Regions from separate parts of the Mus musculus genome. Here region 1 is linked to region 2. A link is a loop called in an ENCODE intact Hi-C map of the cell type or tissue named here. Cell type or tissue: gastrocnemius. All regions are shown on one strand. Links, peaks and the distances in the headings refer to the core of each region. The heading gives the core; the rest is flanking DNA.

Region 1 (16,682 bases), core at 3,796-11,795, 91 kb after region 2:
CTGAGGAATACCAAATGGCTGAGAAGCACCTGAAAAAATGTTCACCATCCTTAATCATCAGGGAAATGCAAATCAAAACAACCCTGAGTATCCACCACACACCAGTCAGAATGGCTAAGATCAAAATTCAGTTGACAGCAGATGCTGGCGAGGGTGTGGAGAAAGAGGAACACTCCTCCATTGTTGGTGGGATTGCAAGCTTGTACAACCACTCTGGAAATCAGTCTGGTGGTTCCTCAGAAAATTGGACATAGTACTACCGGAGGATCCCGCAATACCTCTCCTGAGCATATATCCAGAAGATGTTCCAGCTGATAAGAAGGACACATGCTCCACTATGTTCATAGTAGCCTTATTTATAATAGCCTGAAACTGGAAAGAATCCAGATGCCCCTCAACAGAGGAATGGATACAGAAAATATGGTACATTTACACAATGGATCCCTCCCATAATCAGCTTCCAAAGGCTGACACCATTTCATACACTAGCAAGATTTTGCTGAAAGGACCCTGATGTAGCTGTCTCTTGTGAGGCTATGCCAGGGCCTAGCAAACACAGAAGTGGATGCTCACAGCCAGGGCCAAGAGGTGGGAGTGGGTGGGTGGGGGAGTGGGTGTGGGAGGGTGTGGGGGACTTTTGGGATAGCATTGGAAATGTAAATGAAATAAATACCTAATAGTAAAAAAAAAAAACTGAAATACTCTAGACATAAATGGATAATGCAAGGGAAGGATTTTGTGTTTTATAGGAGTGTAGAAGCTTAAAATATCACAAGAGGCAACTACAATAGAAAGTGGCATAGACCTTTGTGATTAATGGTGGGAAACGGGGAAATCTTGATGTCCTGTGAGGTCATCAGTAATTTCATGCATATGACAGGAGAATAGAAGGAAAGGAGATGCATTAAGTGTATAGATTGGGCCAGTAGCAAAGTATGTTGACGGGTGATAGTGAAATCTCTACAGTGTCTAATTCAAGTTACTCATCATCCCTGTAAAAAGAAACAATTATGCCATCACATAGTGTTCAATATCTTTCATTTCATGGTAAGTAAAACAAACTCTCAAATCAACTTAATAAAGCAGATTGATTTTTCTCAAATTAAAAAAAATAAAAGAAAACACACTAAGTCCATGTGCATTGCTATCTAGCTGCTTAACTTTGTAGTTAGTGCAGCCTATGATCCCTGGGTAACTGATTCTATAAGTCATTCTCTTGTGGTGTCTTTGATCCCACTGGCTCCTACAACCTTTCCTTGCCCTCTTCTGCAGGATTCCCCAAGCTCCTCTGCCTAATGCTTGACTATGGGTCTCTAAATCTACTCCCATCAGTTCCTGGGTGAAGCCTCTCTAGTGACTATTATGCTAGGTTATTATGCTAGTGTACAAGTATAGGAGAGTATCATTAGGAATCATTTTATTAACTATTATTATTATTAGACTATTATTTTTGTCCAGTTGTGTTTGGCTCTATCTTAGATCTCTTGGATATTCAGGTTCTGGTTCATGGCTCTTCTCCACTGATAGTTGGAGTGCAAACTTGTATAGCCACGTTGGAAATCAATAAGGGCCGTGTCTCAGAAAATTCAGAATAAAACTACCTCAAGACTAAGCTTTGCCACTCCTGGGCATATACCTAAAGGGTATTCTACCCTACCATAAGGACACTTGGTCATCTATGTTCATTGTAGCTTAGTTGATAATAACCAGAAACTTGAAATAATGTAGAATTTTTTTTTTACTAGAAAACTGTGGGCTTTAATTTGTTTTGCAGGTAAAAATTTCCATGGAATTTTCTTTTTTCTTTTTCCCCAATATTTGGTTTTTTTAATTCTCTCAATCTCTCTCTCTCTCTCTCTCTCTCTCTCTCTCTCTCTCTCTCTCTCTCTCTCTCTCTCTCTTTCTCTCAATACTTTATTTAAATTTCAAATGTTATCCCCTTTCCTAGTTTCCCCTCGGAAAATTCCCTATCCCCAGATGTTTTCAACTGAAGGATGCATAAAGAAAATGTGGCACATTTACACAATGGATAATTACTCAGCTGTTAAAAAGAATAAAATTAAATTTGCAGGCAAATGGAATGAACTTGAAAAAAAATCAGCCTGAGTGAAGTAACTAAAACCCAGAAATACAAATATGATATGTACTCACTTAAAAGTGGAAATTAGCTGTACAGTAAAGGATTATCATGTTATAATCCACAGACCTGGAAAAGCCATATAATAAAAAAGGCTCAAGGAAGGATGCATGGATCTCCCTGGGAAGGCAGAACAGAATAGTTCATGGGTAGACTTGGGATGGGTAGTGATGGGAACAGGAGGAAACAGGTGTGTGTGGGGGGGAGGTAAGGGGAAAAGAAGACTAGAATTATGGAGGTCATTTCAGGGGCAATTTAGTGACTTGGTACAATGGAAACTCCCCGGAATCTACCAGGGTGACCCTAGCTAAGACCCCAGCAATGAGGAGTATGGACCTAAACTAGCTTCTTCTGTCATCAGGCAAGGCTTCCAGTGGAGGGATTGGGTCACCAACCCAACCACAAAATATTTGGCCTATACAATGTCCTCCCTATAAGCTTTTCTGGGGAAAAGGTGACACAGAAATTGTGGGAATGACCAACCAATGATTGGTCCAACTACTGACCCATGCCATAGGAAGGAATCTACACCTGACACAGCAACCTATATTAACTCCATTTTATTTTGGTGTTGATCTTCTCTATAACAATTATCCTTGATTGTAAAATAGCTTCCACTATTACAGAAAGTCCCATGGAGTTACTCAATCAAAGAATAGGAACTGTAATGCTATGTTTTCATTGGGAGAATGAAGAGATGAATTCCTGAAGGCATTGCCAAAGCATTCCTGAGCAGTAAGTAAGTAAGTAAGTAAGTAAGTAAGTAAGTAAGTAAGTAAGTAAATAAATAAATAAATAAATAGTGATAAATGAAAAATTAAAAAATACTGGACGAATTGTTATTCCAGATTTTATATATATAACCAAATGGCTAAAAAGAACCTCAAAAGGTGTTCATACTCTTTAGCAATCGGGGAATGCAAATTAAAAAAAAAAAAACTTGAGATTTCCTCACACTATAGGCAGGATGGCCACAATCAACAAAACAACGCACAACAAATGCTAGTTATGGTGTAAAAAAGAGCAACACTCATCACTATTGGTAGGCATGAAAACTGCTGTAGCCACTCTGGAATTCAGTATGGAAAGTTCTTAAAAATTAAAAAGCAAATCAAACGTCTAACATAGCCCAAAGGACTCCATGTCCTATTCCATAGATGCTTGACCTGTCATGATCATTGCTGTTTTATTCACAATGGCCAGAAAATGGAAACGACCTAAATGTTCTTCAGCTGACAAATGGATAATTAAAATGTGTACTCTATGGAATACTATTCAAGAAAAATAAAATTATTAATTTTTCAGGTAATGGATGAACCTAGAAAATATATTGAGGAAAGCCAGACCCAGAAAGATAACTATGTTCTCTTTGCAGTTCTTAGATCCAAATCTCCTGACATTAGTACTCAGTTTGGAGTTACCACAGAAATTAGGAAACTGTAAAGAGGACGGAGGTAGCAGGATTTGGCTTGATAGAGGAACAGTAAGATACAAGTGATACAAAGTGGGAAATAGAAAAATGGGAGTGGGCAGTGTAGGAAAGGGGGTGATGAGGGATAACTAACACCATGGTTGTTTGACAAATACTCAAGGACTTATTTTATATTTACCTAATATATATTAATTATATTGAGTATTACATACAATATATATGAAGCTAGTATAGCCATTAGGCTGACAATTTTCTCCATAAAAAAATCACAGTGTAACAAAACAACAGACTAACAAAAACCCCAGTATAAGGCACAAGAAATCTTTTGAATGGTTATTTAAGATAGTCCAGATGACTTCCAAAACAATATAGACAATCAATGGAGCCCTTAGTTGTCTTTCAGGGATTGAGGATATTCCCCTATTGCTGAAAACATGGTAAATATATGAAACAAGACTCAAATAATTTGATATAGATGTGACCTAAAAGCCATTTCCTACAGTGTAGTCTCTGTGGTACCAGAGTAAACTAGGCAAACTGCCAAGGCAGGGAAGTGATTAAACAGTGCTATCCAGTAGCAACCCTTTTGAACCATGACAATAACCAGAATGAAAAGCTATGCATAAAGGTTCGATAAGTCACATATGCTAGTCAGTAGGCACCAACAGCTGCCTAATTGAACTACAGAACCACCAAAGAGTAAGGTAAATTATTTCTGGTACTGGAAACCTAGCCAGCTATCCAGGATTCAGTGAGGGCACGGGCATTAGAAACGAATCTATTATTATCATTTTTCTAGACCAGAATAATTCCTTCCTACATTCTCTCTTATCCTTATACGCACAGATAAGGTTAGGTACTACTCTTTACACCAAATGGAGATGCTCACAGAAAACCACAACTGGACACAATGTAAAGATCAATGGACCAAAGAGAGCTCAACATCAAAGGGCATCCTCATTACATCTCCTGCATCTCTGTTTCAGGGAACATTCATTGAGAGGAAGTCTGCAATGAAACAGTCTCTCCTATAAATGATGTGTGAACAACATAGAAACAACGGAAATACCAATGGCCTTATAATGTGGAATAATGACATTTTTATCAGACTACTCCCCCAAACCCAAAACTACAGGCAACTAATGATCACCGAGAGAAGAGTTAGCCTCTCTGGTGATGATTCCTCTTATTGGTTGATCACGGCAGACTGATTAGATCTGACACTGTGTACAAGTGAACTAAAACAGATAGCCACATATAAAAGACACATGCACATACATATAATAAAAATAAACAATGAAAAATAGTCTATTAACTTGAAATGGGGTTTTGAGGGGGCTATTATGGAAGATACCTAGGATAGGCTGGAGGAAGAAAAGGGACTGGATAAAGATATGTAATCCTATTTCAATAAAAATAACATAGTAAAAATAAATTATATAAAAGAAATTTTTGTGTTTTCTAGCTAGGTGATTGGTAAAAAAATACTCAAGTATTATTTAAGGCATACTTCTTAATTTTTAGAAGATTGCTATATTGTTCTTTTTTTTGCTTATCTTTTGATATTCTGATGTAATTACATCATTACTTCCTCTTTCCTCCCACTCTGTCCTCCCATATACCCCAACTGGTTTTCTTTTAAACAATGGCTGCTTTTTCATTAATTAAATCACTAGTACATATTTTTGGTTGTGAGCCTAGCCTTTAATGGCTGAGCCATCTCTCTATCCCAAGCACTAATTCATATGAAAATAAAATTAATCAATCAAATGTTTGTTTAAGTACAAAAAGCATTCATTTTACGGTTGGGTGAAACTAAATAAACGTTTTACAGAATATCGGAGAAGGAACAAATGACATTCACTTTGTATATTACAAACGGCCATTAGAATAATGCAATGATGGGCAATAAGAGAATACAAACATCAGAGCTACTGTGAATGTTTAGAAAGAGGAGACCAGCAAACCGGGAGCCTCCAAGAAATCAAAACTCCGTTTAAGTCATAAATTTGTTACTGAAGTAAACTTTCTGGTGGAAATGGAGTTGTGAGATATTGAAAACCAAGCATGTGAGAGCATAGTAGTATGAGTAAAAAAAAGCCTGTAGCTTATTTTTGCTTCTCTCTAAAGGACTCTGAGGATAGTTTCACTGACTTTTACTACATTTAGGGGTCTTCTTTAAACAAACTTCTACTCTAGTCTTTTGCATAATGTTCAGTTAGGTTATCAGCTTTTTATAATATTTTCCTGGGCATTTATCTACAACTAGATACTAGCCCTTCTATGCTAAGCATTAGCAGGATTCAAAGGTAGGACTCGGAAAAAAGGCTAAATATCTATCAATGGACAAATGGATACAAATGGAATATTATTCAGCAATATGAATGGAAACTGCAACATTAAAGACATGAAAAATTTTGGAGTCTGTTGTAACAAAGTGAAATGATATAACTACAGAAAAATAAATACTATACAATTCTCATCCAACATTTTTCTAAGATTCTAGGTTGCAAAGAATTGAACAAAAGTGAGAGTTAATATTCAATGGATATAAAATTTCATTTATGCAAATGAAGATGTTCTAGAGACCTGTTGAAAAACACTACACATAGATGATCATACTTCATTTTGTATGTATCCTATTAAGGTCTAGATCTCATTGCAAATGCTCATAATCCAATAAATTGAGGCAGAATAAAAATTGGTGTTGTGAGGATGTTACACCTCCTTAGACCAACTGTAGTTAATTTCTTAGTGTTTATCTTATTATATATTAACATCAACACTTTTAAAAATGGTTGACAGGATATTGGAATTTATTTTCCTGTAGCTTTCAAAAACACATCTTAATGATGGGTTTCAGTTGAAATAAGTGTTTAAGTGAAGTTCCCTCAGATTATGTAGAAAATAAAAAAAAAAAGATATAACATGGAGAAACAATATAAAATTATACAAACTACAAAATAGCTCCGAAGGCTGCTTGCAAAATGTTTAATTTATTAGAGTGTAAACAAAGGCATGTAAAAATTTTCTGTGTCAGTAACTGACCTTTGCTGAAGGTTATTACTTTAAAAACTGCCTTTAGGAAAATAAATATTGTCACCCAGCAATTGTGACTAGCTAAAGCAGAATTAGAAATAATTATGGATAACATTTGATGCGACAGCTATGACAGAATGTTTCTTAGTCGACTCGGAATTTTAGTTTCCTACTTTGCTTGTTCCTCATATCTTTGTACCCTTGCCACATCCCTGGGTCCTTAGCTGTTCCTATGCAGAGCTGATATCAATGCATATTAGCTGAAGTCACATGGAGAGCTGCCAAGGTCGTTGTTGCAGTCTGACTTTGCCATTCAGCTGTGTCCTACCACCCACATTGACAGATTCCCATGATTTAAGTTTATGCACCCATGGTCAGCAGGCCATATTTTATGTAAAAATATCTATTAGCCAAACATCTGGGTTATATAACATGCCTGTCCCTTCCTTGAATAGTTGCTTTCCTCTTTCCTTTTCTAACTTCATCTACAAACTGAAATCTATGATTTCTTTCTTCCAAGTTTAGGATGATAAGTCAACCTCAGAGTGGGTCAGATCATGGGCTTTTCAGTTAACCTGTGGGCCAAGGTATATTAGCTATTTATGTACTGGAAAAAAAAAAACTACCTCTCTAGGAAAATAAGATCTATTTCTGTTCTCATTGATCTTAGCTGAACATGGAAATGAATAAGCAAGTGGCATGAAAACAAACAAACAAACAAACAAACAAACAAACAAACAAGGATAGTCTAACTGGCCAGAAATTTCAAAGGGTGCTAAAGAGAGAGCTGTGTTGTATCAAACACAGCTACATTTTCTGAGCTAAATTGTGTCATTGTTCCCACATGTAATTAATGTTTATCACTTTGTATCAGTATACTGAATTTAATAGTGAGTTCATGATCCCTTATAACATGGAAATCTCTAGGCAGATGAATTGAACTGTGAAGGACATTTTTTAAAGACATGTTAATTCAGACACTTCAAAACATAGATTATATAGAGTGATTTAAAAGGAACCCAATCTATTCTATTTATTTATGGAAGCTCTGTACATGTTGCTTCAATTAGAACTTAGATCATATATGGAAGAGGAAATTCTGTATTCTTCTTTTGAAACATACAAATTGTCAAGAATCTACCTTAAAATTATCCAAAACTTATTTTTTCTCTATAATTCTGCCCTCATTGGTTATTGATTTTACAATTCCATACTTAAGAAATATTCTCTTCTGGGTGCAGGAAGTCATTAGCTCTTTCTAACATTACTAAGAGACACAGTCTCACAGTAAGCTCCTTCATTGCCTGGATCACACAATCTTTCTACTTCCCCTTCCCAAATATTCCCTGAGGCTAAGATGTAGAAGTTCTTTGTAGATGTATCCAATGAATAAATCTTTAAAAACTAATTGTATGTTTTCTGGCTATCAAGAAATCTTAGTATATTATATTTTAAACTCAACATATAGTGTTTTTCTGCGGAGTGGCATTGATTATTTTTTATCAAACATTTATTTTTGATGGTTTGTTTCATTTTTCATTTCACACTTTTATAAGAGGTGCTAAAAATGTTGTTCTACATATCACTCTACATAGATATTGTTCAGGATAAATTGTTAGAATTTATGAGATCATTTCATATTTATGAGGATGTCTGCATTTTTTTTTACAAATACAGAGAACTAGCTTATGACATAATAGAGCAATATGATCATGCTAAAAATACATATAGAAACAATATCTAGACTGTCTCAACGGGGAATATTGATTCTGGAATTAAAAGCAAGATTTGACACCAAATTCTAGCACAGCATGTGGACAGAGCTTTGTGTAGCTTCAGCTGGTGTCAACATAGCTAGGAGAGCTACATGAATAATTAGTAGACTTTGTTTTTCCATTTTAGAAGAAACTCTGTGAAGGGGTGTGTGTGTGTGTGTGCATGTAAATGTGTGTGAGTGAGTGTGTGACTGTGTTTGTGGGTGTGGACACATGAGTATGAGTGTGTATATACATATGTGTGCATGTATGTATATGTACATTTGTATGTGTGTGTGTGTGTGTGTGTGTGTGTGTGTGTGCCCGCGCGCGCTCATATGCAGTGGTAGTAGTAGAGAGAAGCAAAAAAGAGTAAGCAGCTTAACTGGACTTCTGTCAAAGCCATATGCTGGTGATATTTACATTCTCATCTCATGTTCTACACATTTCCCAATGACCTATTTCTGTGCTATGAATTTCTGAGCAAAAATAACATCATAGCACTGGGAAGCAGAGAGAAAGTAGAACATTGCAGTACTAGGTGAGTTTCGAGCTAAGAGTCCCTAAATTAAAGGAAATGATTTTTATTTCCTTTTCAGATAACAGTAAAGTGGGCAAATCATTTTTTGACACTAAAATACAAGGTACAAGGTCTTTGATGATTCTCCCACCTTTAACAGTTCAATTTAAAAATTGTATTAATCCATCTAGAAGGTTGCTGGAATATGGAAACATAATGTGAACATATAGATGTGAAGTTTGTGGGCCATGTGCTGGCAGAGGCTCTCAGAGGACAGCTATACCAGGTTCCTGCCTGCAAGCTCTTCTTGGTATCAGCAATAGTGTCGGTGTTTGATGTAAGCAGATGGGATGGATCCAAGGTGGAACGGTCTCTGGATGGCCTTTCCTTCAGTCTCTGTTCCATTCCCCCCAACCCCTGGAATTTCTTTTAGATAGGAACAATTCTGGGTTAAAGATTTGGAGATGGGTGGGTGGCCCCATTCCTCAACTAGGAGTCATGTTTATCACTATACCCAGCAAAACTCTCATTCACCATAGAGAAACCAAGATATTCCATAACAAAACGAAATTTAAACAATATCTTTCCATGAATTCAGCCCTACAGAGGGTAATAAAAGAAAAACTCTATCACCAGGAGGGAAACTACACCCAAGAAAAAACAAATTAATCATCTCATAACATAAAAATAACTACAAAAAAAAACTACAAAAACATAGTACCACCTCGCACAACAAAAATAACAGAAATCAGCAATCATTGGTCCTTTATATCTCTCAACATCAACAGGAGTGCTCTTACCACTGCTTTCATTGTGTCCCATAAGTTTGGATATGCTGTGTCATCATTTTCACTGAATTCCAGGAAGTATTTAATTTCTTTATTTCTTCCATGACCAAGTTATCATTGAGTAGAGAGTTGTACATTTTCCATGAGTATGTGGGCTTTCTGTTGTTTTTATTTTTATTGAAGACAAGTCTCAGACCATTGTCATCTGATAGGATGCATGGGATTATTTCAATCTTCTGCTTGTTTTGTGTCAAATGATATGGCTAATTTTGGAGGAAATACCATGAGGTGCTAAGAAGAAGGTATATTATTTTGTTTTAGGTAAAATATTCTGTAGTTATCTGCTAAATCCATTTGGTTCAATCTGGAGTTTCACTGTGTCTCAGTTTAGTTTCTGTTTCCATGATCAATCCATTGGTGAGAGTGGTGTGTTGAAGTCTCCCACTATTATTGTGCGAGGTTCAATGTGTGTTTTGAGCTTTAGTAATGTTTTATACACAAATGTGGGTGACCTTGAATTTGGAGTGTAGACTTTCAGAATTGAGAGATCATCTTGGTGGATTTTTTTCTTTGATGAGTATGAACTGTCCTTCCCCATATCTTCTGATGACTTTTGGATGAAAGTCTATTTTATTGGATATTAGAATGGCTATACCAGCTTATTTCTTGGGACCATTCGCTTGGAAATTTTTTCCAGCCTTCTATTCTGAGATAGTGTCTGTCTTTGTCCCAGAAGTATGTTTCTTGTATGCATCAAAATTCTGAATCCTGTTTGCAAATTCAGTCTGTTAACCTATGTCTTTTTATTCCAGAACTCCATAATTCCGTTGATGTTGAGAGATATTAAGGACCAATGATTGCTGGTTTCTGTTATTTTTGTTGTGAGAGGTGGTACTATGTTTTTGTAGTTCTCTTCTTTTGGATTTTTTATGAGATGATTAATTTGTCTTTTCTTGGGTGTAGTTTCCCTCCTGGTGATAGAGTTTTTCTTTTATTACCCTCTGTAGGGCTGAATTCATGGAAAGATATTGTTTAAATTTCGTTTTGTTATGGAATATCTTGGTTTCTCTATGGTGAATGAGAGTTTTGCTGGGTATAGTAGTCTGGGCTGGCATTTGTGTTCTCTTAGCCTCTGCATAATATCTTTCAAAGATCTCCTGGCTTCTAGAGTCTCTCTTGAGAAATCTGGCATGATTCTGATAGGTCTGCCTGTATGTTATTTGGTCTTTTTCCCTTACCACTTTTAATATTATGTCTTCCTTCTGTGTACTTAGTGTTTTGATTATTATGTCATAGGAAGAGTTTATTTTCTCCTCCAATATATTTGATGTGCTGTAAGCTCCTTGTCCTTTTATGGCAATTTCTTTCTTTAGGTTAGGTAAACTTTCTTCTGATTTTGTTGAAGACGTTTTCTGGCCCTTTGAATTGGGAATCTTCATTCTCTTCTATTCCTATTATTCTTAGGTTTGGTTTTTTTCTTTGTGTCCTGAATGTCTTGAATGTTTTGGATTAAAAACCTTTTGCACCTTGTATTTTCTTGGACATTTGTGTCAATATCTTCTGTGGTACCTTCTAACCTGAGATTCTCTCTTCTTTCTCTTGTTTTCTGTTGTGTGTGCTTGCATCTATGATTCCTGATCTCTTTCCTAGGTTTTCTAGCTCAAGAGTTGCCTCCCTTTGTGATATTTGTATTGTTTCTATTTCCATATTTTGATCCTATATGGTTTTGTTCAGTTCCTTCATCTGTTTAGTTGTGTTTTCCTGCATTTCTTTAAGGGATTTATGTGCTTCCTCTTTAAGGGCTTTCACCTCTTAACCTGTGTTCTCCTGTATTTCTTTAAGGACGTTATTTATGTTCTCCTTAAACTTCCTCTATCATCTTTACAAGATGGGATTTTAGGTCAGAATCTTGTTTTTCAAGTGTTTTAAGGTATCCAGGGCTTGCTGTGGTAGGAGATCTGGGTTCTGATGGTGCCAAGTGACACTGGTTTCTGTTGCTTATGTTCTTGTGCTTGCCTCTCTCAATCTGGTTATCTCTGGTATTAACTGGCCTTGTTGTCCTTGTCTGGAGCCTGTCCCTCCTATGAGTCTGGTTATGATGGTTCTCCTAGGAGTCAAGCTGTCTTTGGATGTGGGCAGGGGAGAAGGGGGCAGAAGCACTTCATCTACCCCTGACACAGTTGTAGATGGGAAGGGAGATGTGTCTCCATTAGGGCAGATTGGCCCTGTGTCTGCAGGGTCCCATGTGGGTCCCAGTTAGGCTAGGTATTGGGGCTGGGGATGGGATTCTTACCTGTGAGAATGGTTGTGAAGGACCTCCTGGGAGTCAAGCTGTCTCTGAGTAGAGTATCAAATCTGCTACCAGGTGCAGTTGCAGACCAGAGGGAAGTAATTGAAAATTATTTTATTTAATTTATTTTTAATTAATTAATTAATTAGGTTTTTCTAGACAGGGTTTCTCTGTATAGCCCTGGCTGTCCTGGAACTCACTTTGTAGTCCAGGCTGGCCTTGAACTCAGAAATCTGCCTGCCTCTGCCTCACAAGTGCTGGGATTAAAGGCATGTGCCACCACACCCAGCTTTGAATTTTTAATAGCAACGTGAGTACTTGATTAAGGAAAGATGATTCAAAATCATAATATGAAAAACTAAGGGTTTTGAACAAATAATAAACAGAACAAATAATAAATGAACAAATAATAAATCAGAAAAATAAAACACAACTTGTTATATTCTAATGAAGATTTTAGTATTGGGAAGGTCAAATCTATTCAATAAAACTACATTTTATATTAAGTTATAGAAATACAAGATCATATGACTCATATTGTTGCATATTACAGCAGATTGTTAGTATGAAAGATCCTCTATGTACAATTGACCAAAGGCTAGATGTGGCTTGCTCCCTGTGGCAGACTGATATCACCCAAGGGCAACTAGAAGAAATGCTCCAAAACAAGTAAGAAACAAACCAACAAACACACAGTAAAATATCAAGTCGATCCAAAAATGTAGGGTCAGAAGACATGAGTCCATGCTAGAATGGCAACAGTGGTTTGGATGATGAAATTTGAGCACTGAAATGTAGAACATTGAGATCAGGACCTCTAGATGAGACTGTTCCAACACAATGATTAAAGAGCAGCCACTTCAGAGTTATGTTTTTGGGTCACCTGAAAATAGCTTACTTCTTCAGGAAACACATCTTAAGCCCAAGCCATACTCACATGATAAAAGAAAGCATCGGACCATAATCAAACCGGACAAGACTTAGTAGACTGTGTAACATAAATAATAATCACTAATCTTCAAAAGTCATATTTAGATTAGTTAAGTGGCTTAGGAGACTTCATAAAATGTTAAAAAGTCACAAAAAATGAAGAAGTATCTGGAGTCAGTGATGTCCAAAGTAAGTGTATTTTCCCTACATGGGCATGGTCTTCTCCATTGGAGACCCAGTCGATTTATCCCAGCTCTCTGTGATCTATTCCTTCACTGACCCTATCAGTTAGGCCACCTCTGCAACAGTGTTGGATAGGGCAATCACAAATTTGTCAATTAATAGAGCTCTACAGGCAAATTCTAAAAACATAGAATTCATAAGGAAACAACAAACAAACAAACAAAAACAGCAACAGTTACTTAACTAGAAAACCAATGATATATTAAATTGCAAAACACACACAACTAAAACTGCAAGCTGTTTATCTTGTAATAAATTACTTGGTTTTGGAGATGTTATGCAAGTATAGCTAACTGGGCATGCTTATGAATTTAAGATAATTAATAAGAGAAAGATTTGGACTCAAAAATAACCAAGTTATTTTTAGCAGATATTTTATTTGTGGAAGATACTACTGGTTCTGTGCATTGCCAGTATTTCATTTCATAACATGGTGAGAATGACAAGACTGTACTTTGAGCAATCAGTGATATAAGGGTGAAGAGGACCAGGAGGCCATGACTGCAAAGATAAATTGGGGTATCAGGAGACAGCATCTGGTACTTAAGGCATGAGACCAAGATGATTGTCAAAGGCAACTGTGTAGAGAAGGATGCGATAGAAGAGTGTTGAACATCTTGAAACACTGAAACATCAGTGGGTGAAGGGTCAGGGGGAAAGAGAACAAAACCTGAAGCTTTAGCAGGATGTAATCGTTTCCATAGGAACAGTGTATGCTCAAAAGCACTGCAGTAAGCTTTAGTCTCCCCAGACAAGCAGTCCTGAAGAAGTCAACTTATGTCAAGGGAACACATCCTGCTTCTTTCAGGCAGTCGGACCCAGGTGTCATTTCTGTTCTATTTAAATGTCATCTCTCCCATGCTTTTCCTAGGCATTTGTAAAAATGATCCAGGACCAACACTTGCTATCCCTTCCCATGCTTAATTTCAGCCTTTGGTTAATTTAGGCCTTTGCATTTATTTATCTCCTTCCATTTTACCAGCTTAGAAATATATGATTCAATTAGTCAGATTTTCCTCACTGTTTTACACTAATAAGACAACTGGATTTTAGAATTGGGTCAGGCTAGAACCATAAAACCAAAGAGTTAATTCCTCAAGTGAAACAAACAAACAAATACTTTGAACCAAAAACTTTCCAGAACACTTCACTCCCTTATTAAATTAACTTATATATTTAGGAAGAATACTAAATATGTTGTTTGAAAACATTTTCCAGCCATGTGTCAGAAATATTTTTATGGTTTTAGATGTGTTATTTTAAGCTGGGTGCCAGAATGACCCTACTAATAATACAAGTATTCAGGCTGTAGAGACAAGAACAGGAGTTTGGTGTGGCTGCTGGTGAGTTTGGTGCCCGTCTGGTATATATGAGTCCCTGTCTCAAAACATGAAAAAAAGATTGACTTTTGTAACTGTGTGGCCTTTATTCTGTTTGTTCACAGACATTCATGTTATTGATCTACATTGCACAAAAGCATGTAATATCTGCACAGAAAGAACTTCTATTCCAGAGAGGGAATTCTCTCTCAAAAGAATCCCCATTGACAGAGGTGGCTTCTTCATGCACACATGTGAACACACACACACACACACACACACACACACACACACACACACACACACACGCACACACGTACACCCAAATGCAAATGAACAAGTACATGCAGGTGGATGAGGACATGTAAATCTAACACAGGATCGCTTCTATCATCTCCTTGGCATTTTTTTCTAATCTAGAATATGTAAATTTGGGAAAGGCAGTCATGGATTTTTGAATAATGAGACTTCATGAAATTACAGATATAAGTATATATAGTTATAAGACATTATACAGATGAGAATTTTACTGAAGTATAATTATAAAGCAACAAATTATTATAAAAAGACAATTCTCAGAGCATATCAAGATTTTCCCAGAGAAACTGCAGTTTCTTAGCAACAATTGTAAACAGGATATTTGGAGCTTTCTCAACAACTGCACAGATGCATCAATTATTTAAATAGCATGATCTTGACTTTTCCAGCTAAATAAACTCCCTGAACTCATGAGTTCTCTCCATGCCAGTGGCCTGGACTTCTCTTCATTCTAGAATAAAAAGGGATTTTTAATTTACCTTAGCCTTGAGGAATATCTGATTGCATTATTTATTAGGAATAAATAAATTAATTGGGGATACAAAATTTTTGAAATATCCTCTAGTAATCCTTTCTGAACTAATATGTGTTGTCTTTTAAAACATATATTTTATGGTATGATAGAAATATATACCTTTTTACCTTTTGGATCCTTGTTACAGTGGTTGTAATCATCATTATGAAAATGTTCTATTAGTATGTGATTGTAGCTGTATTAATTTGTTATTTTCATTGAAAATATTTCATTATGTCATATACATTTAAATCGTATTTCTTTATAGTAATCTATTTCAGAGTTCAGTATTTTTTTCCAGTTGGAAACATAACTGATTTTGAATGCCATATAATTATTTTGTGACCATTTTATAACTTAGATAGTTTTTAACGTTTTATTTTTTGGGGAGTATTAAATGTGACAAGTAGAGCTTTGGATATCTTCAATAATTGATGGATTCATGGATATGCGCTGGATATGGATTAATGTCTGCATCTAGGCTTTGTAACTTTTATGTTGCTGTTTAACTATCTCTGTGCTCTGCCTATGAACAACATAACTTTGGCTCTTCTCTTCCTCTAATGTCACTATGTGGTTCAGATTTTCATTTACTATTGTTATATGTTAAGTCCTGTCACTTAAGACCCTAATTTTTCTATCCTTGGGCAGTGGGGGTTCTCTCCCACTGACTTTTCTGTCATTTGTACAGCACTTCCTATTAAACATCCTATTTTCTCCAACAGCTGAAAAAGTTCAAGTCCTGTGTTGCGTTTCTCTGCTTTAATCTTAGAATGTGTCCACTAGCCCTGCTTCATTTAGCCAAGTACATGGTAGACACCATAACTGAGCTTCTCATTGTTCCTAGAGGAATTGAATCTTTTAGGTCTCCAAATTGTTCTAAAAATATGTATCACAAGTATATTTTGACATCTCTAACAAAACAAGAAAAGATTTTACTTTCATTATTTAGTTTTTTATTCTCACTTCCTATTTGTTAAAATGAAATCTCTTGGTCACTATTAACAATAGCTCACTATTTTCCTTATTTTACAATGTGGACAAAATGGTTTTGAATTGTCACCGCATTTTTAAATAAACCAACCCTTTGACTAGCAATAAAGTTGCGGAGAGAGATTCTTAGGCATTCTTTTTTGATCCTCACACAGTTTTTCACTAAAGATATTCAGACTTGTGCTCAAAAGCAGTGTGCTAATCTCCTTAGCCTTTGTGGTAGTATTTTATATTCAGTTACATTTAAGTTAAATCTCCCCTCCTCCCCTATGTCCTTTTATCCCTTCCCTTCACACCTGCCACTCCTATCTCCTTGGCAAGTATCCAGCAAAGCTCAACACGTGTTTGTGTTCTTTTCTTTTTTGTGAGGGGATGTGATAGGTTAGAAATATGAATATACATTTT
Region 2 (16,682 bases), core at 5,867-13,866:
AAAATTCTTTTAAATCAGATTTTATTTATTTATTTACTTTTTTATTTAATCTGTCAATATATACACGTGTATACGATTGCATATGTGGGCATACATATTCTGTGATGCCTTAGAGGTGAGAGATTAGGAATCAAGTCTATCCTGCAAAATGAGTCTGAGACATCAAACCAAGGTCTTCAGGCTTGGAGACCACCTCATTACATCCTGCAGCATCTTCCCAGCTCAGAAGTCCTTTTTAAAAAAAGTGTTTAGTATAGCTTATTATGATAAAATATAACATTTATATTAGATAGGAAATCATTGTTTCTTTATAACAATTGTACATTAAGTAGAGAAGTTTCTGTCCATAGTCTTTCTTTTTAGTACAATATCCTAATTAAGAATGTTGAAAGCTTCTTGGGTTATTTTCCATGTTTGTGACAGAAATAAATACACAAACTATCTGTTGAAGTCCTGATTTATATGATCAAGAATATATGTAAAGCAATGGAAAAACAGTATAATTTTAACTGCTTAGAATATTTACATAAACACTTTATGGTGACTTATTAAATGTTTACGACTATTGAATTCCTGATAGTGTTCCCACTTCTGTTGACATACCCACAGGGTCATACCCATTAGGGTAGAAATTTCTGATGCCAAATTATTACAACTTATTTCATACCTGTGTAAATGGCAGAATTTATTTTAGCAGTTTAGTAGAGTTTCTTTACTACAGTTGATAGTAAAGTTTATACATATAGAAATAATTTTCTTAAAATTACAAAGTTTCTATTATGCCACACATAATTATGAGACACTAGGGGCCTAATTCACTCCATGTACAGTTAGTTGTTCATATTTGTCTACAGAACCTAATATATGTATTCAGAAACTGGTGTAAGAACAAGTAACTTTCCCTAAACAGTCTGTGCAGATAAAGCTTTGATGAACACACCTATCACCTAATTACAAGTTTGTATTTCTAGTCCCACTGAGGTGTACCAATTAACAGAATTAGACTTTAATTCCAAGAAACATATTAGACCTAATTAGTGGATATACTGCCTGCTCTAAATTTTATTTAACCCTTGATATAGTGTGTGGATGTATATTTAATACATATTCTGTCATGTTTTGTGAGTTAAAAAGTATTTTTGTAACTTCTGTTACAGGCTATGATTTTTAAAAATGAAGCTGAATAAAAATATGGCATCTTCACATGACACATTATTGTTAAGATTTTGAAAAAAAAAAAAGGAATTTATAAATGTTCAGGTTAATGGATGGAGCTTGAAACGATCATTTTGAGTGAAGTAACTCAAACATAAAAGGACAAATGTTACATGGTTCCTTTAGTTAGTGGATGCTAGCTTTGCATCTCCAGCTATGTGTGTTTCAGTTGGAATGTTCACAAAGGTCAGGGGACTACTAAGGGCCATCTAGGAGACTTTCAAAGGATGGGAGACAGAAAGCAGTAGTAAAAAGGGTACATGACAATAATAGAGTGGAAAGGGTTAAATTAGCATCAGAGGGGAGAGTCAGGGTAGAACATGAATATGGAGGATACATAGCACAGAAGACCTTAAGAACATCATATAAAAACCTACTATCCCAGGGACTTCCTAATATAATTATATTACAATGGAATCACCATAGAAGAGGGTGACAAGGTCTCAACTAGACACCATAGGTTAACAAATAGAAAGCCAGGTATTAATTCCTTATTTTGGAGTTTTTCACTAGTGAGATCCCATAGACTCTCAAACATTATAGGATACTGTCAATTCTCTTGACTACCTTCCAATACTTGGTAGTAAGACCCTCTTGCTAAGCACATTACATGTGCAAGTCATAAAACATGAAGACATCAACCTTATTTTGCCCTGGAAGCTTCACCCCTACCTCCCAGCTTTCATTGTTCTACCTGATTCTATGCAGCGCACTAGAGGTGGAAATTTATCATTGATCATGTCTGGCTGGGAACCATACAAACTACAGTGATGATTAGCTTGGCAAGACATGCTCACAAGGGTAATAGTGGTGTAAGCATCATGGGAACAATCAACTATTTTCTGCATGAAGTTAAACTCTACTCCATAAGATGAAACCCATACTTGGCACCATTATCAGGGCAACAACTTAGGGCTAGACAGGACCTAGGGGGAAAAATCTACTATTATCATTCTGCTAAATTGATATAATATTATACTGACTCCTAATGACTTTTCTTTACATAAATAGATTAACGTGTCTTTCCACTGATGGTAGTTAACATAGAGGTCTACAGCTTGCCAAGGCACAGCACCGGGTTCCCAATGGAGGAGCTAGAGAAAGGACCCAAGGAGCTGAAGGGGTTTGTAGACCTATATGAGGAACAACAATATCAATTAACTGGTACCCTCAGAGCTCCCAGGGACTAAGCCACCAACCAAAGAATACACATGGCTCCAGCTGCATATGTAGCAGAGGATGGCCTTGTAGGTCCTCAATGGAAGGAGAGGCCCTTGTTCCTGTGAAGGATCGATGCCCCAGTGTAGGGGAATGCCAGGACCAGGAAGCAGGAGTGGGTGGGTTGGTGAACAGGGGGAGGGGGAAGGGAATTGGTGGTTTTCAAATGGGAAAACAAGAAAAGGGATAACATTTGAAATGTAAACAAAGAAAATATCTAATTGAAAGAAAGAAAGAAAGAAAGAAAGAAAGAAAGAAAGAAAGAGAGAGAGAGAGAGAGAGAGAGAGAGAGAGGGAGGGAGGGAGGGAGGGAGGGAGGGAGGGAGGGAGGGAGAAAGAAAGAAAGGAAGGAAGGAAGGAAGGAAGGAAGGAAGGAAGGAAGGAAGAAAGAAAGAAAGAAAGAAAGAAAGAAAGAAAGAAAGAAAGAAAGAAAGAAAGAAAGAAAGAAAGAAAAGAAGCAAACAAACTGCAGAATGCTCCTCCCTAAACAGAGGCATATCCACACCCTTTTCTCTCCAAGGCTCTGGGATAATTACAGAAGAGGGTCAGAAGGAATATATGCTAAAGGCTAAAGACAAAGAAACTGTCTCTGGGCACAGCACAGCAACTACACATATGAACTCACAGAAGTTTTAAGGGCATAGAAAGACCTGTATGTATTTTTCAGGCAGACTTACTGGGGTGGCTTTCCCATACCTTGTGGAACGGTGTGCCCCTGTGTTTTCAATTGTTGATTGCTGTACTGGCAGAAAGCTAAGTGCTGGGAGAATTTTGGTATTGTCATTTCTATGGCCCATCACCAGTTTTCTATCTGTAAATGCTTGTCCTTCATCACCAGCCCAAAAGATGAAGGTCAGGCAGCCCTCAATGCTTAAAACAATGAAGAGATGGATTGGACATTGTCTTGCTGCTCATTACTTCAAACTGGATTGTGGCTTTTTTTTTTAAATAAAGAAAAGACAGCCAAGAGCTGAGACAGAAAGTATAGGGGCAGGGCTTCTAGAAAAAGGGAGATAGAGACAAGCAGATACAGCAGAGTTGGACCTTGAAAGCAGGCAGGAGTGAGACAGATGAGCTATAATGAAGCAGGCAAGGAGAAGCACATGGGGAGACAGGATGGCTGAGAAGCCAAGGTTACATTTGTATCTAGCTGAGAGGCTGTCCCAGCAAAAGGCGAACATGTTCAAACTATATAGAAGTCTTAAACTTCTAAACCTCTGGTGGGATCCTTAAAAGCCCCGCAATACAGACCAAATCTGCGCATGTATGGGGGAAGTGGACACAATGTCTGAGCCCTAGTGAAGGAGCTATTGAGAATGGATAGCTACTGAGAGAGGGAGAGCCAGTTTTCTCTAAGAGTGTGGTTAAGTTCTTCCTGTCAAAAGGAAATGCAGACACAAAGAGTGGAACAGAAACTGAAGGAAAGACCATCCAGAGACTGCCCCACCTAAGGATCCATCCCATCTGCTGACACCAAACTCAGACACTATTGCAGCGGACTTCACAATTCTTGGGCTTGACTGGGTTTCCTATGAACTCAGGGCACAACAATATCACAACCTAAGAAGATGTAATAATACTAGGCACCAACCCCTTTATATCAAAGCTGGACAAGGGTAACCCAGTAGGAGGAAACAGATCCCAAGAGCAGGCCAAAGAGGCAGAGACACCACCACTCAAACTCTTAGCACAAAATAACTCAGAGAGTCCTGGTTGAGCCTTTGTTTTCCTTTGAAACATGGCAATCTAGGCCTCTGTGGTCTGCATTCTCATTTTCTATACTTCCTCCTTAGAGCCCACTGAGTTCTGAGCACTCAATGGCTTTCAGGCCCAAAGTTCAAACGCTACTACAACCCTCCCCCAAAATTCATGCTCAAGTCTGTCACAGAGGTACCTCATGAACTGGTACGAACTTCAGTCTTACTATGGTTCCTATTTCTGTGATAAAACACTACAACCAAATGGTACTGGGGCTGGGGGTATTGCAACTTACAGTTTTTACTCCATTATCGAGAGAAGTCAAGTTAAGAGGTCACAGCAAGAACCTGGAATCAGAACCTGGGGCAACAACCGTGGAGGACTACTACTTACTAGCTTGCTCCTCATGACTTGCTCAGCTGGCCTTCCATTTAAAATAACACTTTTATTGGCTCATATTTCTTAGGATTTCATGAACTTCATATTCTTCTCTGTTGTTGCATAGTTGCTTTTCAACCCACCTGATATTTCTGGTCCATTATATACAAGGAGCACCTATCAATAATAGGGATAGTAGGTAAGTTGAAAACAAATAGTGTCACACAATGTACTTCATCCATCAGACATTCTGATTACAAAATAAAACTGTCAAAATTTCTATAATAAAGTCTTAAAATGCTGATTATAACAATCATTACAGCTTTATGTAATATAATAACCACATCGAGAAATGTACATATGCTACGTTCATATCCACTGCAAGAAGCAGGCTTGTATCTACTTGTAAAAAATTCTAAATGTATGTTAACATTAAAGTATTAAATTGCAACCTAAAATGTCTGATTTTCTCATGGAAAGAGATATCCAGGAACTACTGCAACATAATATACACTAAGAACTAGGCTTAAGTCAGTGAAATAGAATAATTTTTCAGATTCTGCAATAAGTAATAATTTATGGAAGTATTGACTATACCTGCTATGAGTCTCCTCAGGTTCAAAGGCAAAGTTTCTCTTTTTAAAAAAATGTAATCTGTTTTTCCTTCTGTATGTGCTATAACATCTAGTGTTTTAAACCAATTATGTGCAATTCTATTAGTTTTAAAAATACTGTTTAAAAACCAGTATTAAAGATTCTGGGGTACTCAGTAACTTGGGTCCACATATTGTAACATTTTATTTTAAATTTGCCTGTTTTCTCCAAGGCTTGTTGCCTCAGTCTGCTAACCTAAGCCCAGTCCTGGAAGTTTCTAGCTTCCATAAACATCTTATCTCAGCCTAGAATATTTCGGCCTCTGATCCTCGCTGCCGAATAAGCTCACCCTTTCTTTTTCTTTATTCACTCTGGCTGACTGATCAACTCAGCTGTGCTGGCTCAAACTCCCCTCCACACTGATTCAATCTGCCTTCTTTCACTTCTGACTGAATTGTTCTGCTTGGTCTCAAACTAACTTTAGCAGTCTCTTCTAATCCCTGGCTTCTTGTCATTGTCTGGCTCACTCTACATTCACCTGTGTCCAGCTTATTCTCTCTCTGCAATGTGTGTCTGTACAACTGGTCCCCTACCCCCTTCAGTGGTGCTCTCCTACGTAGCCTCTTTTCCTGTCTCTTTAACTGTGAGACGGCTATATACTATCTCTGACCCATTCTACCAAACCTTTTTGTCTGATTCATCACTTTCAAATGTGGTGCTTCCTTCTACAAACGAACTTTACCTTCATTGTTTGAGATCAAAGGTAGGTGCTAAGGGGGTGTCTGTATTTCAGCTACAGAGATTAAAGATTTTGAAGGCTGAGCCATACCATAACTAGAAGCAGCTTTCTTCCAGTAAATAACACAGTGTCAGGGTTAACAATCAAATATCCTGAAACAACACACTAGATTCAAAAATACATTATTTGTTCTTCACAAATAATTATTTTTGATAGTCTTGTGCTTTTGGCTGAATATAGTAAAAACATAAGTAGTTTAATTGATTATATTTCCCCAGGGTTTAATACATTCTATCTGTCTACATGGTTCTGCTGTTTGTTTGCTTTTTCCTTTTGGCAATGAAACCTATGATACTCAAGCTTTTAATTAGCAGAGAAAATGGTATCCATCAACACTGAATTGTGTTATTCTGCTAATACTATCTCAATTGTAAAAGTGGCATATGATCTTAGCCTTCTAAACAAGATATATTAGCTTTCACTGAAATTTGGTCTCAAGTAAATGACTTAGAAAATGCATGAAAATGTGGACTGTTCAGTCTAATATAATCATGAATTTCCCTGTGTGTGTCTATTCAGCTGCACAGGCCTCGGGAAAATGGAAAGTGACATGTGCTGCTCTGTGCACAGAGCCATGAAAACTCCTTGTTCTCAGAGCGCTTTGATGTTATTTATCCTCCTTGTGATTGTTTGTAGGTGGCCTAGTTTTTAAGTAATACAATAATGGACTTTGAAAACCAGAATTTTGACAGAATGTATTGTCTTCTCTTTTCCCTGTTTCTTTGTACTTAAGATACACCCTTTAAGCAATACTGAGGAAATAACCACTGTTTTGTTTGTTGGTGATGCCAGGTGACAGTCCTGTTTCACCACCTGCTCCCCCCACAGGCTCTGCACACATTTTTCCCTGCCTTGTTCTCTCTTTCTTTTTCCTGACAGCAACTTTCCTCTCCTCTCCTCTCCTCTCCTCTCCTCTCCTCTCCTCTCCCTCTCCTCTCCCTCTCCTCTCCCTCTCCTCTCCCTCTCCTCTCCCTCTCCTCTCCCTCTCCTCTCCCTCTCCTCTCCCTCTCCTCTCCCTCTCCTCTCCCTCTCCTTTCCTTTTCTCTCCTTTCCTTTTCTCTCCTTTCCTTTTCTCTCCTTTCCTTTTCTCTCCTTTCCTTTTCTCTCCTTTCCTTTTCTCTCCTTTCCTTTTCTCTCCTTTCCTTTTCTCTCCTTTCCTTTTCTCTCCTTTCCTTTTCTCTCCTTTCCTTTTCTCTCCTTTCCTTTTCTCTCCTTTCCTTTTCTCTCCTTTCCTTTTCTCTCCTTTCCTTTTCTCTCCTTTCCTTTTCTCTCCTTTTTAATTCTTTAATATTTTTTTCAGTCCAGTCTTTATTTTCCTCCTGGTCAACCCTCTGACTGTTCCTCATCCCATACCTCCTATTCCCCCACCCCCACCCCCTGTCTCCAAGAGGATGCCCCCATCCCAACCCCTACCTGACCAGACCTCCCCACTCCCTGGGGCCTCAAGTCTCTTGAAGTTTAGGTGCTTCTCCTTGCACCGAGTCCAGACCCAGCAGTCCTCTGCTGTATGTGTGTTGGGGACCTCATATTAACTGGTGTATGCTGCCTGGTTGGTAGCTCAGTGTCTGAGCAATCTCAGGGGTCTACCTTAGTTGGCTTCTTGTCTTCCTATAGGGTTGCCCTCCTCAGCTTTGTCCAGCTTTTCCCCAATTCAACCACAGGGGTCACCAGCTTCTATCCATTGGTTAGGTGTAAATATCTGCATCTAACTCTTTCAGCTGGTTGTTGGGCCTTTTGGAGGGCCATCATGATAGGCTCCTTTTTGTGAGCACACTATAGCGTCAGTAATAGTGTCAGGCTTTGGGACCTCCCATGGGCTGGCTTCCAATTTGGGCCTGTTACCTGACCTTCTTTCCTTCAGGCTCTTCTCCATTTTTGTCCCAGCAGTTCTTTCAGAGAGGAACAATTCTGGGTCAGAGCTTGTTTAGCAGCACAGTCCTTCTATGCATCCTTATAAGACTTGACTTTGGAATTTTGATTACTCATATTAAATTTAAAAAAAAAGTTTAAAAGTTTAAAAGGTTAAATAACTGGCAGACACTTAAGCATTAACACTAACATTCTGTTGCTTTTATCTTCCAATTATTTTCATAGCAATTCCCTTAGCTTTCTGATTCATTAACATGCCATTATTTGGGGAGCGCAGAATACTTTTACGAAACAATTCACATTGAAATTATCCTTCACCTGGTTATGTCATATTTTACAGGATTAAAATGAACACATTTTTGGAAGATAAATATTAATAAAAGATGGGCTAGAGAGATGGTTCAGTGATTAAGAGCACTGTCTGCTCTTCTAAAGGTCCTGAGTTCAATTCCCAGTAACCACATGGTGGCTCACAACCATCCCTAATGAGATCTGATGCCCTCTTCTGGGGTGTCTGAAGACAGCTACAGTGTACTTACATATAATAAGTAAATAAATCTTTTAAAACAGATATTTAATATTCAAAAAATTAATAAAAGATATTAAAAACTATTTTTAGAATAATGGTGTGATTGATTCCATCTAGTGCACCTAGGTCCTTATAGTCAGTACATTTTTATAATCTGATCAGCAAGTGTTCCCTTACAGTAAACTTGATATATAAGGTTTTTTTAATTAAATGCTTTTCTATGCTCTACCAGAATGAATTCAAAGTCATTTGACAAAAACTTGTTCTAGTACTTTATGTTCTCCCATTCATCCTAGTTGAGTAGAACATATGCATGCTGGTCCTCTTTTGTCCAATTGACACAAACGAGAGTCACCTAGCAAGAGAGAAGCTCAACTGAGAGTGCCTGTGGGCATCTTCTTGATTAATAATGATGTAGGAGTGAGTGTTGGTGTCACCACCTCTGGACATGTTGGTCCTGAGTTGTAGAGAAAAGCAAGCTAACCAAGCCACAGGAAGCAAGTCAGTAGCACTGCCCTTCCATAATGCCCGCCCCAGTTCTTCTCTCTGTTTCCTGTCTTGAGTTCCCTTCCTGGCTTCCCTCAGGAGGACAATCAGCTACAAGCTAAAATAACTGCATTTGGTTCAGAGTTGCTATTGGTTATGATGTGAATTACATCAAAAAGCAAAATAAGACATGATATATATGACATATAATGTAAAGAACTTACATACATTTAGAACTATTTGAGCTTAAATACAATCAAACTTAGATTTCACATGATAAGTTTGCAATATTTTAAACAATGCAAATGAAGGTGATTATTTTCCACTCTATTGAAGGAGATGAAGAAACATCTGTGTAATGTCTTGCAGAACACAGAACAGACATAATTTCTTAGGTTCTTTGAATTATGCCTTCTCAAAGCCACTGAAGATCTGTTACAGTGGTCAGAAAAATGGTATCTGAAAAGATTTTGATGAGTCTGGAAACCACTTAGTACAAGAAATCTTTACATTTTTATTTACAAAAAAAAATCTTGTCACTTTTATTTAAGAGGGTTTTGCATAAAATTGTCTTCAAAACAAAGGCAACATTTAAGAATTTTTATGTTTATAAAAATGAAAGGTGTGACCTGCTAGTGTATAAGTTTTCTGTTGCTACAGAACAAGTGAACAAAAATATATGTTTTAACGGAACACACATATTATCATTTCAGCACATAGGTCTATCTCAACTGTCTCTTCAGCTAAAGTTTTATCCTAGGATGCATTTGAAACATTAGTCAGGAATTGACTTTCATCTAGTGACTTCCCTGGAAAGATATACCTCCAGGTATGACTGGGAGCCCTAGACATATACCAGCCACACTTACTACAAGTTCCCTACCACCTGACCTTCAAAGGAGCTTAACATTATAATTAACTTATTCAAAGCCATAACATAGAGGGAGCAAAACAGCCATGAAGAACAGAGTTGATATAGCATAATGAGAGGAAGATAATGAATCATAATGATAAAATATCATCACAGGGGGAAGATTACATAACACCAGTGCCAGAAAGGGAATCACTGGGGCTGAATCAGTGGGGATATCTTGGGTTTGACTGCCATTGAAGTTAGCAAAATGATATATCTACAGATTAAAGAGATAGATAAATCAGTAATTAAGCAATAAGTGTTAACAAAATAAAATTGCTAACCAAAATAGCTGTATTGACGTCACTGTGATGACTCAGTGGGTAGGAGCACATGGCCCCAATTCAATCCATCCTGAGAACTCACGTTACGGAAGCAGAAAAGAACACTTGCAAAGCTGCCCTTTAACACCCCCATATGTCCTATGGCATGCATGTGCATATATACACATGGTAAATAAGTATAGAAGATTAAAATGTTTCATTGTTATCAGTTAACTTTCTGATATACATTTACTGTACTTGGATAGAAACCTCGGGAAGGGAAGAAGATGCTCTTCTCCAGTGCTAACCCTTGGCAACCTTTGCATTCCTTCACATTTGATAGAGTCTGGCAACAGATAAAAGCAAGAGCAAAAGAAGGTTGCATCTATTGCCCAGGGCAATGAAGCCAAGACCTTTCACCCTATGAGTGTTAAAGATCTTACGTGTGCTTCTAATGTTGAGATTCCTCAGTATTTAACAGCAGCTTGTGGCGCAGCTTGCTAAAGCTACTGTCACAGCTGTCTCTGCACATGAAGCAGATAAAAGAACATTTTCTCTCTGTTACTGCTTGGGTCACCGCCAGCTGCTGCTCTCGTAGATTCACCTCTTTTGAAGATGTCAGTGTAGCCTGATATTTGTGTTTGCAGCTCGGTCGGTCTGCTGACTTCTCAACTCTGACTCTGGCACCTGTCAATGCAATGTGGTTCCCACAGTTTCGCTTTTACTCACTGTGGACTCTCTCCCACACCACCACATATTCAAAAGCTCTTCTGCAGCTGTCAAAGCAGCCAGCTGCTTTTCCCCTTCTGTAGCTTGGCTCTCCAACCTTCCCTCACTCACTGCTACTGCTGCTACCACAGCTCTGTCATCTCCGCTCTACTTCTTTCTTCATGCTACCAAATGAGATCATTCGCCAATTGCAAGGAAGGAAAACAATGCCCGATTGAAAGTCGTTCACTGGGCTGAATGTTGAAACACCAGCGCAACAACAGCGGAGTATCTCTTAGCTAGCTTACCCATGAACCACATAGCTTCTCTGTGTAGCCAGAGAAGGGGTGTTTTGACCAATCACAGCAAACTTTACACTCAAAGGCAAGTTTCTTGTTTTCACTGACCACAGGCTGGCCCAGCTTGTATAGTTAGAGCAGTTCCATTGCAGCTCCAGGAGCCCCCATTCCCATTCCAGCCTGGGTAGAAAAGAGCCCCATGAGTACCCTGGGGCTTTTCATAGCAAAGTATCCCATGCAAATGGTACTTGAGAGAGTTAAGACTGAGCTGCGGTTTCAGGAGGGCGGTTGTCCCTCTACAGCAATTGTGATCTGCATAACGGTAGTCCAGTCAGTTGGTTTCAAACAGTCCTTTTCTTCAAGGTATCCTGTAGAGATGGAAAGAAACCAATAGTTGTCACCTAGGAATCCACATCACAACACTATCCAGTTTCTCTCATTTCCAGGCAGACAAATATCAGCAGAAGCGCTTATAATTTATATTATTATCAGTTTTAACATTTAACATTATTTTTTAATTGGATATTTTATTTACATTTCAAATGGTTTCTCCTTTCTAGGTCTCCCCTTCGGAAGCCCCCTATCCCATCTCCCCTCCCACTGCCTCTATGAGGGTGCTCCCCACGCACCCACCCACTCCTGCCTCCCCGCCCTGGCATTCCCCCACACTGGGACATCGAACACCCTCAGGCCCAAGGAACTCTCCTCCCGCTGATGTCCAACAAGGCCATCCTCTGCCACATATGCAGCCAGCACCATGGGTCCCTTCATGTGTATTCTTTGGTTGATGGTCCAGTCCCTGGGAGCCCCAGGGGTTCTGGCCTGTTGACACTGTTGCTCCCTCCATGGGGCTGCAAAACCCCTCAGCTCCTTCACTCCCTTCTCCAACTCCCCATAGGGGACCCCAGCTCAGTCCAATATTTGGCTGTGTACATCTACATCTGTATTTGTCAGGCTCTGGCAGAGCCTCTCAGGAGACAGTCATATCAGGCTTCTGTCAACAAGCACTTCCCTGCATCCACAATAGCGTCAAGGTTTGGTGGCTCTATATGGAATTAACATTACTTTAATACATTTTGTTCTTACCAGTACAACCCAGGGAGAGCTAAAGCTCTCTTATCTATTTCCAGATGGTATGACTCTATCTGGTCTACATCCTCTTTCAAATAATGTTCTAAATGTCAATTAAATACTCGCAAGTGGGTATATTAGCTTCTCTTGCAATTTTCTGTCATAAAATACCTATTATTTTATACAAATAATCATAATTTTCCATATATGTATATGCATGTGTAAAACCCAAGGTACACAGATATTACTAAGTAGCTATTGTAATTCAGAATGAAACCAAACCTCATATCTTCTCGCCCAAGTTCCCTATGCTACCAAACTATATTTTTCTTGGGGTTTTCTTTCTTTTCTCAATAACTGTCAAAACAATACCCAGCAATAATATTACTAAACAATGGATTATTATGAAGTACATTTTAATAAAGTAAAATATTTCTTCCTCCTCTGAAAACAAAGAGTTGCTACAGACTGGTTGTTGTGAGCAAGTTTATAATCAGTTCCAACTAGATTTTTACTACTTCAGCCATTTTTAATAATCAGGGCATTAAAAGCTGCATTTAAGTATGTAAGGAAAACACAATTTTAATTAGCTATATTATATAAGAGGACACAGATGCAGATGTTTTTAAAATGTGCCTATATCAAAGAATGACAAGTTGCTGTGGTTTTGGTTTCATAATAATAGAAGTTAAATATAACTTTTTGACAGAAAAAAATAATGCTACTTGATTCAATTTGTGAAACTGATACCAAAGAAAAATTGGGGGAATCTTTGAGTCATGTCCCCTGATGGCAAATGAAAATTTAGGTAATTCTGCATGGCACGAAATACTCTATGACAGTTATCCAGCTTCAGATTTTAAATATCAGTACTCATTAAATTTTAAACGACATGAATGTTATTATTTTAATAGTACCTGCTTAAGGGTAAAGCAAATACCCAGGGCTAGGGTTAAGTGTTACTCATTCTACATTCTCCTGTTCAGAGCTCCCTCTATCCTGGGGAAGGGATTTTTAGGGAGTCCTCTTATTTAGGGATGAGTGTTCCAAGGGTTGTATTCTATCATAAAATCTTTTTGATTTCTAAATGAAATGGTATCATAATGTTCATATATACACAAAGATACTGTCTTAGTTAGGGTTTTACTGCTGTGAACAGACACTATAACCAAGGCAAGTCTTATAAAAAACAACATTTAATTGGGGCTAGCTTACAGGTTCAGAGGTTCAGTCCATTATCATCAAGGTGGGAACATGGCAGCATCCAGGCTATCATGGAGCAGGCAGAGCTGAGAGTTCTACATCTTCATCCAAAGGCTGTTAGTGGAAGACTGACTCCTAGGCAACTAGGGTGAGGATCTTAAGCCCACACCTACAGTGACACACCTACTCCAACCAGGTCACACCTCCAAATGGTGCCACTCCCTGGCCCAAGAATATACAAACCATCACATTCCATTCTCTGGCCCCCATAGACTTGTTCAAACACATGAGTCTGGGGGCGGGGGGGGGGTATACTTAAACATAGCATAATGCAAAATGCATTTAGTCCAACTTTTAAAGTCCTCATAATCTATAGCAATCTCAACAATGTTAAAAATCCAAAGTTCAAGGTCTCTTCTGAGATTCATCCAATCACTTAACTGTAATCCCCAAAGAACGATAGGAAGCCAGCTGGGCAAACTCCAAACTCTGCATCTCCATGGCTGATGTCAAAGCAGTCTTCAGATCTCCACTCCTTTTTCATTTTTGTTGATTGCAACAAACTGCTTTCTCCTGGGCTGATTCCACTTCCTGTTAGCAGCTTTCCTCAGCATGTATCCCATGGCTCTGGCATCTTTAACATCTTTGAGTCTCCAAGGCAATTTCAATGTTACAGCTTCTTGTTTCACTGTCTAGGATTCCACTTAATCTTTTGGACTCCTCCTAAGGGCTGGCATCATTTCTCCAGCTCTGCCCTCTGTAGCACTCTAAGCTCAGGTTGATCCACTACACTACGGCTGCTGTTCTTGGTGATCATCCCATGGTACTGACATCTCCAATACACTGGGTTGTTTCACTCCAACTAGGCTTCACCAATAGCCTCTCCTAAGCTCTCTTCATGGTGCTAAGCATCAAATCCTTTGCCTGACCCCCTTCAGTCCTGGGCCATCAACTACAGCTGAGGCTTCACCTTCTCCAATGGCCTTCCATGACCTCTCACAGTGCCAAGCCTCAGCTGTTCTTCATGACACTTTCATGCCTTCAAAACTGGTACCACCTGGGTGACTCTTACACTTTACCAAGTCCAGCTACAGCATGAGGTACAACCTTGGCTATCTCTGGAACACAGATTCTTTGTGCTCCCAGAAAACAACTCCCAGATTTCAACTCAGTGATGCTGGTCTCTTCTTAATCATTGCTTATGTCTTAGCTCCAGCTAACCAGCATCAATTGTCCCAGTAGTTCCTGCCATTCTTAACTCTAGAGCCAGAGCCACATGGCTGAAGCTGCCAAGTTCTGCTGCTTACAGGATCTAGAACATGATCCCCTTGTACTATTACATTATCACTAGCTTTATGTTTTCTAAATCCTTCACTGCCTAAGCTTGGCTATCCTGGTTCTTGCTCTGTAGATTGATCTTGAATGCAGAGATCAGCATGCCTGTCTCATGGGATTAAAGGTGTGTACCACCATGCCTGGATCTAAATTCAGCTGGGTAGGATCTTGCCCCAAGTTCCCACCCCCTTAATCTGTTATTTCCTAGAACACAGGATTTTGCTCCATTTCACTTCCTGGTATGCCTTTAATACTCGAACCATATATTTTATATTTTGCCTTTCTATGCCTGCTATGCTTGTTCAAACTTCTCTTTGTGAGACTTAAGCAGAGAACAGAGTCTCTGCTGGGCTTTTTTGAAACTTCCTTTGTCAATGCAGTTAATTCAATTAATCCAAGTCTCTTCACCTTAGCCTCAGGCAGACTTTTCAGACAAGAGTAAAAAGTAGCCACATTCTTCACCAAAATACCACAAAAACAGTCTTTATGCCACATACTGAAATTCTTCTCCTTTGAAATCTCTTGGGCCAGGTCAACACAGTTCAAATTACTCCCAGCAACAAAGTCTTCCATATTCCTACTAGGATGACCCATTAAGCCCATTTAAAGCATTCCACTGAGTTCCAAATCCAAAGTCCAAAAATCCACATTCTTTCAAATAAAAGCATGGTCAAGCTTATCACAGCAATACCCCACTCCCAGTATCAACTTCTGTCTTAGTTAGGGTTTTACTGCTGTGAACAGACACCATAACCAAGGCAAGTCTTATAAAAAACAATATTTAATTGGGGCTAGCTTACAGGTTCAGAGGTTCAGTCCATTATCATCAAGGTGGGAGAATGGCAGCATCCAGGGTGTCATGGCACAGGTAGAGCTGAGAGTTCTACATCTTCATCCAAAAGCTGATAGTGGAAGACTGACTCCTAGGCAACTAGGGTGAGGATCTTAAGCCCACACCCACAGAGGCACACCTACTCCAACCAGGTCACACCTCCAAATGGTGCCACTCACTGGCCCAAGAATATACAAACCATCACAGAGGCTAGAGGTATTATTTATTTTAATTTCAAATAGAAAATTTCTAGTTTATGCTTTAAATAGTAATTCACAATATTAGTTTTTAATTTTAGCAAATGAACCTTTTAGAAAACTTTACAACAATATATTATATATCAAAAATTACATATATGAAGATATAGTAGTGGTTGACTTTTAAGTAGTTGGTATGGAGAACGGAAAGAGTCCAAATTTGTGCCCTTCCCCCTCATTGAGCAGGCTAAATAGACCTTAGGTTGTACCTTAGTGACCAAGGTGGAGTCAATTTCCTACAGGAGCAGACTGCCTGCTGAGCTTGCTTTGCAACTCAATTCAGCTGAAACAAAGGACTCCCTCTATATAAAGGCAGTGCTGACTATTAAACTTTGAGCCTTGATCAGAAACTTTTGTCTTGGCTTCATCCTTCTCTCACATCCATCCTTTTCATTTCCAGCCCCCCTTTCAAGTAACTAAGTTCATCCATGGCTACTGAACAGTCAGTGGTTCATTTATGTTTTGAACAAGGCAAACTGACCCAGGGCATAGTAACTTAGTGATTTATTAGTTCTCACAAATATTCATGTCAGTTAGGGTTTCATGTACTTCATTTGTGTTTCATGCTTTGTAATTTCTTACAGAAAGTGTAAGGTGGGTGTGGTCATGCCCAACGCAGTATCAAAGACATCTGTGTCTTTCTCCATGTTTCATTTATTTTTCAGCAGACAATAGATATCTGAATTGTATTATATTCATAGTTTTTCTGTTACCATTTCTGCCATATTAATCAAAATCAGCACTCCAACTCTAGAAATAAAATCCACCTATCAGTGGAAAGGCCAGAAGAATCACATTGTACTGGGCTTTTTAAATTCAGCCATATTTGCAATAGTCATGCTTGCTTCAGAACATTAGTGCCATTGTTTTTCATTAATGTACATATTTCAAACATTATGAGAAGGTACCCTCTCCTTCTCCTTCCTTTCCCATGCTGTCTCTTTGGAGATGCTTTTAAGAGAAAAAGAAATCTTGCTCTGCTACTCTCTTTCATTTTGAATTTCCTTGGAATATT

Evidence for each region. Peaks named below come from ENCODE experiments on the same cell type or tissue, not always from the same donor. Only the 100,000 strongest peaks of a DNase experiment are listed, where the experiment ranks them.
Region 1: a loop joins it to region 2, with 23 times the contacts of the local background. A loop is called at or near these places in 2 of 42 quality-filtered maps.

What each region holds. Positions count from the first base shown.
Region 1 is chr1:95,350,238-95,366,919 of GRCm38, forward strand. No RefSeq gene overlaps it. Among named protein-coding and RNA genes, the nearest start is that of Fam174a, 45 kb to the left of the region's middle. In gastrocnemius, for the core only: no CTCF peak of the experiment used is centred there; no DNase peak of the experiment used is centred there.
Region 2 is chr1:95,257,576-95,274,257 of GRCm38, forward strand. No RefSeq gene overlaps it. Among named protein-coding and RNA genes, the nearest start is that of Fam174a, 48 kb to the right of the region's middle. In gastrocnemius, for the core only: no CTCF peak of the experiment used is centred there; a DNase peak (open chromatin) is centred at 10,543; H3K4me3 peaks cover 827 bases.